Linked DNA regions of Homo sapiens: region 2 is linked to region 1. Evidence: read pairs that join two places in POLR2A ChIA-PET (ENCODE). Cell type or tissue: Panc1. All regions are shown on one strand. Links, peaks and the distances in the headings refer to the core of each region. The heading gives the core; the rest is flanking DNA. Region 1 overlaps GALNT7 (polypeptide N-acetylgalactosaminyltransferase 7). Region 2 overlaps SAP30-DT (SAP30 divergent transcript).

Region 1 (5,385 bases), core at 235-5,234:
GGTTACTCATAATACACACACACACACACACACACACACACACACACAGCGTGTTGCCCCGAATGATGAGGCTAGCAGGTTACTCTTAATACACACACACACACACACACACACACAGACACAACAGCGTGTTGCCTCTGAATGATGAGGCTAGTAGGTTACTCATAATACACACACACACACACACACACACACAGCTTTTTCTCTATGTACCTGATTCTTTTAAATTAAAGATAACCAAACCTTTGAATGATGAGGCTAGCAGGTTACTCATAATACACACACACACACACACACACTCTGCTTTTTCTCTATGTACCTGATACTTTTAAATTAAAGATAACCAAACCTTTGAATGGTGAGGCTAGCAGGTTACTCATAATCCACACACATAAACACACACACACACACACACACACACACACACACACACACACACACACTGCTTTTTCTCTGTGTACCTGATACTTTTTAATTAAAGGTAAAAGGTAACCGAACCTTTAACTCTTGAGCCAGTGATAATGAGAAAATAAAATTTCATTTCTAAAATTAGAGATAATGGAACTTAAAAAAAATGTGTTCTCTGTGTCATCTCTGTGCACCCCCTCCCACTATTCCTCTCACACGCTGCACTTTTTTTTTTTTTTTAAAGCTGCATTAATAGGCTGTTATATCCTTTGAAATACCACAGGTCTTGAGAGGGATGAATGATGAAATGTAAAGATCAGTGATTGAGCAGGAATGGGAGAAAGATTAGGGATTGGGTTTTCTGGCACAAGGCTCCTTTCTGTCAAAGGACTGCAAATTTTCCTGGGTTGACGTGGGCTTAATTTTTTTTTTTTCCCCAAGGCAGAAGAATTTTTCTTAGTACAGAACAAAATGGAGTCTCCTATGTCTACTTCTTTCTACACAGACACAGTAACAATCTGATCTCTCTTTCTTTTCCCCACATTTCCCCCTTTTCTATTCGACAAAACCGCCATCGTCATCATGGCCCGTTCTCAATGAGCTGTTGGGTACACCTCCCAGACGGGGCGGCCGGGCAGAAGCGCCCCCCCACCTCCCAGACGGGGCGGCGGCCGGGCGGGGTCTGCCCCCCACCTCCCGGACGGGGCGGCTGGCCTGGCAGGGACTGCCCCCCACCTCCCTGACGGCGCGGCTGGCCGGGCGGGGACTGTCCCCCACCTCCCAGACGGGGCGGCTGCCGGGCGGAGACGCTCATCACTTCCCAGACGGGGCGGCTGCCGGGTGGAGGGGCTCCTCACTTCTCAGACGGGGCGGCCAGGCAGAGACGCTCCTCACCTCCCAGACGGGGTCGCGGCCGGGCAGAGGCGCTCTTCACATCTCAGACGGGTCGGTGGGGCAGAGGCGCTCCCCACATTCCAGACGATGGGCGGCCGGGCAGAGACGCTCCTCACTTCCTAGACAGGATGAGGGTCGGGAAGAGGCTCTCCTCACTTCCCAGACTGGGCGGCGGGGCAGAGGGGCTCCTCACATCCCAGACGATGGGCGGCCAGGCAGAGACGCTCCTCACTTCCTAGACGGGGTGGCGGCCGGGCAGAGGCTGCAATCTCGGCACTTTGGGAGGCCAAGGCAGGCGGCTGGGAGGTGGAGGTTGTAGCGAGCCGAGATCACGCCACTGCACTCCAGCCTGGGCAACATTGAGCACTGAGTGAGCGAGACTCCGTCTGCAATCCCTGCACCTAGGGAGGCTGAGGCTGGCAGATCACTCGCGGTCAGGAGCTGGAGACCAGCCCGACCAACACGGCGAAACCCCGTCTCCACCAAGAAATATGAAAACCAGTCAGGCATGGTGGCGCCCGCCTGCAATCCCAGGCACTCGGCAGGCTGAGGCAGGAGAATCAGGCAGGGAGATTGCAGTGGGTCGAGATGGCGGCAGTACAGTCCAGCCTCGGCTCGGCATCAGAGGGAGACCAGGGAGAGGGAGCTCGGCATCAGAGGGAGACCAGGGAGAGGGAGAGGGAGGGGGAGGGGGAGGGGGAGAAGTGGGCTTAATTTAAAATTGCCTTATATATGCAGTGATGAAAATCAAATCAAATTTAAATTACTATATGGAACAACTTCCTGATAATGTAAAAAAAAAACTGATTTAGGAGAGGGTTTTCGGTACTTTGAAATATTAATATTATGAAAGTTGAACACTGATGTTTCAATCTGCTTCACTCCATCCCCATTACTTCTTGTCAGCTGTCTATGAGCATTGGGCCACTTGCCACAGTTTTACATGATAACCATATTTAAGTGGTAAAAAAGATCAGAACATATACAGTGCCTTCTTAAGTCAGGTTCCTGATTTATTTCTGGTACTATCCATTTAGATACATATTAATTTACCTAATTTCTTAAATCCATGGACCAGTACTGATATTCCTGTTTGTCTTTATTTAGGATTTTACATGTGTACGTTAAAAAATACATTGGTAACAGCTGACTGACAACCAAAAAAGTAAAAAAGCAAAACAAAAATCACCGTGCTTTGACAGGTTTGTCATGAAGCAAAATGCATGAGAAATTTGATCTGTTTCAGTTTGCTTGTTATCAGTCAGAAATCACCTTTGCTTTGCCCAGAGAAGACTCAGGTTCACTGAATTCTCTTCACCACTCCGTGAAAGTGTGTAGCAGCATGGACAGCCCATGTTATGTACAGAGTAAATGGTGCACTGGGTGGCATGTGGAATCTTGAAAGGACAGTGTCTCTTAGATGCTTAACTTACTACTGGGAGTGAAGAAGATCAATGAATCTCAAAAAAAAAAAAAAGTGGAAAAATTCCTTTTGGGGAAAAGAAGCTAGTATAATTTAGGGTTTTAATTACTATCATACTTGATTGAGAGAAATCCCTTACTCTTAAAATAATACAGGTACTGCATTTCTTATTTTATAATACTGCTTAAATGCTTCCTGTCCTAGGCAGTATAATGAATTAAAATGTAGTAGATATTTAGCACAAGCAAAAAGGACTTACAGTTTAGGAATACTAAATTCAGAACTCTGTATTGTAACAAGTTACCAGGAAGTAGTGGGGGTTAAATCTGTGCTGCTGGGAAAGTGTGTTTTGTTTTGTTTTTTTAATTTCCTTGTATACATCTTAGAGTCTGCAGTTTGTATGAACCGTGTGCTAGTCAAGAAAGAGATAAATAAGCATTATTTAGGTTCAAGAGATTTAGCAATCTTATGGTTTTGGGATAAGCTGCTATCCTAGTGATGTTTTCTTGTCACTGTCTCACTGAGATTTTGAAAAACTCAAACACATCCTTAATCAATTTGAAAGATTCCTAGGGAAATTACATTCAACTTGATTATGGTATTCCTTATGAGAGCTTGGGCATAGGGCAAGGAGAGTGAACTTTAAGGTGTAGGAAGAAGATAAGTATGTGCCACATAAAAGGAGGAGGGGCCTGCTATATAGTACAAGGTCATGGCTTAAGCCAATCATTTGTCATGGGGTTGGGGAGTCTGAAGGATGAGTGGGTCTATTTTAAAAAAAAATTGCGTTGATAACCATGAACATTAATCCTTATGAATACTAAATGTTCTAGAGAAATTATATTGATGTGTAATTTTCCTTATTGTGAAACATATAGCTCCCCAAGGACAAGGTGGCAGCTGGCGGATTAAAAATAAAAGCTGACATCATTATATAGTAAAAGTACACATGGACTCTGACATGGGTTAAAATGCTGGTGCAATCACTGTTAATAGCGTTAGTGAGTTTCGCTGAGTGATTTACTTTCTGAGAGCTTCCTTTTCCTCATCTGTAAAGTAGACATAAAATCAACTTCATAGCAATGTTCTTGTGCTTCCTTTAGATACGTTTATCAGAGCTTCTATGGCTGGGTTTAACTTGCACTTTTATACATACTGTTTTTCCTTCCTTCTGTTCCTTCTTCTTGGATGAGCACCATAATTTGTACATAGTTTCAAGAGTGCTTTAAAAATGAAAATACTTAAGTTCTGCAAACTTATTATGAATTCATTATTTTGAATTGTAAGTGAAGGAGGGCTGAATATTGTCTTTTCTCCTGGACTTTTAGACTTTTGCCTTAAAAGTTATATCCTTAAATGAACAGTGTTCTCAAATGGGGAAAGAGGAAAATATTATTGTTTACTTACTTTTTTTTTTTTGAGATGGAGTCTTGCTCTGTCACCAGGCTGGAGTGCTGTGGTGCAATCTTGGCTCACTGCAACCTCCAACTCCCTGGGTCTCCTGCCTTACTCTCACGAGTAGCTGGCATTACAGGTGCATACCACCATGCCCAGCTAATTTTTTAATATTTTTAGTAGAGACGGATGTTGGCCAGGATGGTCTCGATCTCCTGACCTCGTGATCCACCCGCCTCGGCCGCCCAAAGTGCTGGAATTACAGGTGTGAGCCACCGCACCCGGCCTACTTACTTTTAAAATACATTTACATTAAGAAAAAAAGAATGTATGTTCATTGTAGAAAATATTACAAAGTTAAAGCAAGTAAGAAACAAAATTATCTACAACCCATCCTATCCAAAGATAATTATCATTAGCTATTGGTGTATTTCTTGCCTAAATATATGTACTATACATAGACATAGTCCACAGTATAAATAAACTCTGTGGATTGCTTTTTTAATTTCACTGTAGAAATATTTTAATTGTTGTTAGGATATGTATAGATTTGTAATTTTTTTTAACCATCTGGTCATTTTAGTATTGAGATGGTTTGAGGAAAGAGGACATTAGAAAAAAAAAAAAAACCTGTGTACTGGGAATTACAGATCTGAAATTGTCATATACACCACATTTGCAAAATTTTTTCACCTGCCCTTGAAAAAAACCAAGGCATGATTTTGAATTTTATAAGATGGTCTATTAAGATTGCTGAAACTTGGAGTGCTTTCTGGCAAAACCAGCAATTAAATGAAGAGAAACAGAAGCCATCACTAGAAGAGCAACTATTTTGTGGCAGTTACTTGTTTCACTATCTCTTCCCTGTTCTTTACCCCAACATAGTTCATAACTTAAAGTTGTGGACTTTAAAGCACTCTAAGGCTTTTAAACTTCTGCCTAGTGAGTTAGTATTAAGAAATTTAAGTCAGTGCCATGGGGTTAAATATGAGGTTTAATAAAAATATTGGTTTCTTAATTTTGTTTATTAGTCTTACTCCTATAGTCTGTGTGTCGTGAAGCATAATTTCTCTTTTCTTTCTCCTGATGCAACTCAGCCACTCCAGGATTTTCTCATTTTCCTTCATATTATGAATATGTAAAAATTAAAACAAATACCTTTTCTTTTAGTCATTGCATAGTTGGACTACACTTATTTCACTCTGAGGTGATAGGGCTCTTCTTTTCTATGTCTTTGCATCTTAAATACATACAGACATTATGCA
Region 2 (5,385 bases), core at 124-5,123, 180 kb after region 1:
TTGGTTGGTTTTTCTTTTTTCTGGAACTTAAGCTGATTCTAAAATGTATAAGGAAATACAAAGGGTCAAGAATAACCAAGTCTGTGTTTTGACGAAAAAAAAATAAGGTAGAAGATCTATACTTCTAGGTTATCAAAATTTTTCTGAACGACTTTTATAATTAAGACTGTGGAATTGGCAAAGTACAATGGAAAGACTAGGCTTCAGAAACAGACCTACATACATACAACTTGATTTATGACAAAGGTGACACTGTAAAAGAATGGAATATGGATAGATTTTCCAGTGAATGGTACTTGGTCAAATGGGTAGCATATACAAAATAAAATTGTACCTCAACCACTGTGCACAAAAATCAATCATAATCTTAAATGAGAAAGGCAATACAATGAAGCTGTTAGAAGATAATGTAGAAAAATATCTTCATGATTTGGGGATAAGGAACTTACTTAAGTCACAAAAATCATCAGTCAGAAAAGAAAAGATAGATATATTTTTTCCTCATTAAAAGACTTTAAACAAAAGTTGCCACTGCAGAGTCAAAAGGCAAATTATGAAGTAGGCAAAGATGTGTGCAATATGTAAAATTGTGAAAAGGCTGTTATTCAGAAAACATGAATAACTACTACAAATCAACAGAAAAAGACACAATCCCAATAGAAAAATAGGCAAAAGACCTAACTAGGAACTTCCAAACGAGAAATCCAAAAGACCAATTAATATATAATCTCATTAGTAACTAAGAATGTTCAAATTAAAATCACAATTAGATACCATACATACCTACTTGATCTTTTTTAGAAAGTACAATATCAAATGGTAGGCAAAGATACAGAACTCTCATATATTGCTTAAGGAAGTGTAAAAGTTTGGAAATATCTAGTAAAGTTGAATCTACGCCTACCTTAAAACTCAGCAATTCTGTTTACATATGTAAGCAAGGAGCTGGAAGTTCTCACTCCAACTTAACAACATATATATCTTACTGACCTGCAGTCACGTATGTATCAGGATACATGTACAAGAATAAGAATGTTCATGGCAACATTCTTTTAATAGCCCTAAACGGGAAACAATCCATATGTCTATCAACAATAGAATGGATATATTGTAGTTTATTCATACCATAATGAAGAGAAAGAATTAAACTACATAAAAGTAGACCTTTGAAAAACAGAGTAAATGAACCCAAAGAAAACAGAATATAAAGTATATGAGTCCACTTATATAAAGTTCAAAAACAGCAAAACTGAAAAAAAAAGTTGAAGAACTATGTGGCAAAACTGTAATGAAAAACGAGGTAACAAATACCATAAAAGTCAAGATAGCTACTCCTGCTAGCTGGGAGATGGGATTTATGATGAAGAAGTGGCAGGTGATGGCTTTCTGGCATGTTGTCAATCAGGGCCATCTACATAATTTGTGGTGTCCAGAACAAACATCTTTTTTCTCTCCCTCCCTCTCTTTCTCCTCACATGGTGTTTTCTTATTTGCTATTTAATGTGGCACTCCCTTGGGCACAGGTGGAAAACTGACCCAAAGGAGCTAGGGGCCTGACTCCTGGTTCAGAGGAAATGGGGAGGATCCTGCACCTCAGCCAGACACTTCCTGCACCGTACCTCCTGCTCAGCCTCTGCCAGAGCAGAGGGTGGGGTGGGGTGGAGTGGAGAGAGTGAGCAGCCAGAACTCATTCTGGGGAGGAAGGGAGGTGGCAGGAGGCCCATGTTGCCTGAATCAATGCATTGTCCCATTGATACTTCACTGATAAAACACAAATTCAAAGATAAAATTATTGAGAATTACATGATGGTGATTGCAGGGCATTAAATGTCAAGCAGGAAGGAGGAGGAGAGTGGAGCATGTTGGCTTCTGAGCTTGGGGTCCTGTGCCACTGCAAGTCCCTGAAGCTGGCCCTTTCAGCAATGTTCTCTTTCCTGACCTGGGTAGCAGTTATACGGATGTGCATTTTACCATAACTGCTTGTCTCCGTTCATTTGTGCCGCCATAACAAAATAGTTGAGACTCAGTAATTTATAAAAACCAGAAATTTATTTTCTCAAGGTTCTGGAGGCTGAGAAGTTCAAGATCAAGATTTGATCTTGGTGTCTGGTGGAGGCTGCTCTGTGCTTCCAAGATGGTGCCTCTTGCTGCATCCTCACATGGTGGAAGAGATGGAAGGGGTAAACTCGCCCCCTCTATCCCTTTCATAAGGCGCTAATCACATTCATGAGGGTGGCCTCACCACCTCCTAAAAGCCCCACCTCTTAGTACTGTTGCATTGGGGATTGAGTTTCACAATGAATTTGGGAGGGGACACACACAAACACTGAAACCACAGCACTGCTTAAACTGGACATTCATGCTTTATACAATTTTCTGTATGATGGCTGAGTTTAAAACTAGATAAAGGAAAGGTGGTGTAAAACGGAATGAACTTTTGCTGTAAAATATAGAATTATTCACATATAGAGATGTATATACTAGTAAATGCATACTTTTTTCTAGAAGGAAACAATAATCTGTTAACACTGGTTGCTTCAAGGGACAGGGATTTGAGGAGATGAGGTAAAACAGGCTTTTGTTTTTCATATGAACCTTTTTGTATTATTTGAATTTTCTACTGTGGTCATGTTGGGATTATTGGCCAATTTATATGTTTTTGTAAATTAAATAAAATTATTTAGTTGCTTATTTTAAAGTAAAGCCAGAAAAATGCAATCATGTTAAAAGCCTATAGGGAAGACAGGCACGGATACATACTTTTTTAAGAATCATATTTTGAACCATTTTAGAAAGCAAAGAGCATTTTTGTTGATATGAACAACCCCCCTATAATTAAGGTTTCATAGATCTATATTTTTTACCTAGTCTACTCTGAGGTAGATTTACTGTGAAGCTAAAGGATTCAAACTTCAGAGTCCCTCACTTGGATAGACCCTTATGAAGTCCTGTACCTAATTTTAATTTTGCATTCATAATTTTACATACTTCTTTAAAAAGACCTTTCAGATTATATAATCTTGAAGCCCCCCTAAAACCTGATTCCAACCTTGACTGTGAGTTACACTCAAATCAAAGAGTTCTTATACCTGCCCTAAATATGAAGATTTGTAGAAATAAGTAACAAAACATGGTTGTAAAAATGTATCTAAACAAATAGATTCACTCAAGATACACTTTAAATCTGGCAGTGAGAATTAACATGTCCCCTACTCCAGCAATCTTTTCAACTTGCCAGAAATGAATCATTTCCTCCTATGTGCTATGCCTGTACTTTCTCTCTATTGTTATTGAGGTTTGTATTATGTGCTTGTTAAGCTACCTGTCTGCCCTACTAGACAAGAAGCTCCCAAATAGCTAGGACCCTCTCAATTATTTTTGTGCCTCCAGGGCCTAGAAAAAGATTCTAGCATGCAACAAGTGACTGTTTAATAGGATCTTTTTACAACCATTGTATTGTGTGTAAAGGAGCCATAGCTACAGTTCTTTACTTGAGTAAGCTTCATATGAAACTGATAACTATACATATACATACATGCACAGCTTAAGGAGATTCACAAAGTACTTATCAGTAAGCATCTTTCTTTTTCCTACTGAATTTACATGATTTGGTCACATTTTGCAGAAGATATAAGCTTTTTTAAGCACAAGAACCAAACAATATGAATTTCATGAACTATTTTAAAAACACATAAATGTACAAAGAAAAATATGAAAATTCAACATCCCACTGTCATGTTTCAGATATTTTTAATAAATAAAAACTTTAAAATTCAGAAGAAACCATCTTTAAGCCATTCCCAGTGTGAAAATTGATCATACAATCTGGATCATTCTTGTCATACCCAACTAAATCAGAATCGAGGGACCAGGGGAGAAAGCAATCAGGGCACACAGCTCTAGCATTAAGAATTAAGTTTTTTACAACCCAGCTGCTGAAACGGCCTGCAGTAACTCTAAGACCAGTTTTACCGAGTAGTTGCTGAAACAATCTCCTATGACTAAGACTGGTTTTATCTACCACTCTCACTCACCAATCAGAGCTTGCCAGCTTCCCAAAACTTTACTATAGTGCCAATGAACCTTCTTTCAAAACAGTAGCAACATTTCTCTTTCTAATAAAACTCTCGACCTTCTCTTTGTTCTTCTGACATACTAAAGACCACTCAGTCTGTGTGTATGTCCTGAACTGCAATTCTTGCTTCCCCAAAAAACCATTAAATTTAGAAATTCATCTCTTTATATTTTATGTTTACTCTGACACCATATACAAATTCCTTGGCCTCCTTCGTTGGAGATGAGCATCACCCTGAAGTTGGGATGTATCATCCCATCCATATATTCTCATTTTTACCACTTAAGAAAATGTATCCATAAATATATAACATGTATCCATAAATATATAATTATTCTGTGTTGTAATTTTTTTTTTTTTTTGAGACAGGGTCTCGCTCTGTTGCTCAGGCTGGAGTGCAGTGGTGCAATCTCAGGTCACTGCAACCTCTGCCTCCTGGGTTCAAGCAATTCTCCTCCCTCAGCCTCCCAAGTAGCTGGAACCCCAGGCTTGTGTCACCATGCCTGCCTAATTTTTGTATTTTTAATAGAGACGGAGTTTCACCATGTTGGCCAGGCTGGTCTCGAACTCCTGACTTCAGATGATCCACCCTCCTCGGCCTCCCAAAGTGCTGGGATTACAGGCGTGAGCCACCACGCCCTACTGTGTTGTAATACTTTAAGCCAGTGTTATCTAATGCAACAGGTACAATTTATTGTAATATTTTGTTTAACCCATTACATCCAAAACATTTAAACATATATAAAAATTTTTAATGTGCACTTCAATATTCTTTTTGAAAATTTCTTGTAGTAAGTCCAGAAATAAAAAAAAAGTCCAGCTGATATATACTTACAGCACATCTCAATTCATATGCTAAAGTTAGAGTTCATAAAATTTAAGTTGGAAAAACAGATTCATATATCTGAGTTGTTGCAAACACACTTAAAAGTATTCCAACAATTGAATCGAGCATCAGGTTTTTGGTTTTTGTTTAATTCAAATTCAATTAACGATTCAGTTTTTCCGTCTCAACCACATTTCAAGTGCTGAGTAGCCACATATGGCTAGAGGACAGCCTACTGGACAGCACAGCTTAAGGAGGTACACAATGTACTTATCAGTCATCATCTTTCTTTTTCCTACTGAATTTACGTAATATTTAAATTGTTTTTCTTTGTCATATCCTAGAACTCAAACGCACAGATACAATGGATACCTTTGATTTTCTGCGTCGATGGCATTTTGCATTTAAAAAGATCATCTGGGTGGGGTGGCGCGCGTCTGTAATCCCAGCTACTCGGGAGGCTGAGGCAGGAGAATCGCTTGAA

What was found. Peaks named below come from ENCODE experiments on the same cell type or tissue, not always from the same donor. Only the 100,000 strongest peaks of a DNase experiment are listed, where the experiment ranks them.
Region 2: POLR2A ChIA-PET joins it to region 1 with 9 read pairs; 5 of 35 experiments call an interaction of 5 or more read pairs at or near these places.

The regions. Positions count from the first base shown.
Region 1 is chr4:173,182,649-173,188,033 of GRCh38, forward strand. The region is part of intron 1 of GALNT7 (polypeptide N-acetylgalactosaminyltransferase 7); the gene reads left to right. Among named protein-coding and RNA genes, the nearest start is that of GALNT7-DT, 16 kb to the left of the region's middle. In Panc1, for the core only: no CTCF peak of the experiment used is centred there; no DNase peak of the experiment used is centred there; H3K27ac peaks cover 4,387 bases.
Region 2 is chr4:173,364,161-173,369,545 of GRCh38, forward strand. It overlaps SAP30-DT (SAP30 divergent transcript), which reads right to left. Exons shown (of 4, transcript NR_183973.1): 2 at 5,274-5,385. Among named protein-coding and RNA genes, the nearest start is that of SAP30-DT, 3.8 kb to the right of the region's middle. RefSeq lists an enhancer at 3,480-3,549. In Panc1, for the core only: no CTCF peak of the experiment used is centred there; no DNase peak of the experiment used is centred there; H3K4me3 peaks cover 261 bases; H3K27ac peaks cover 160 bases.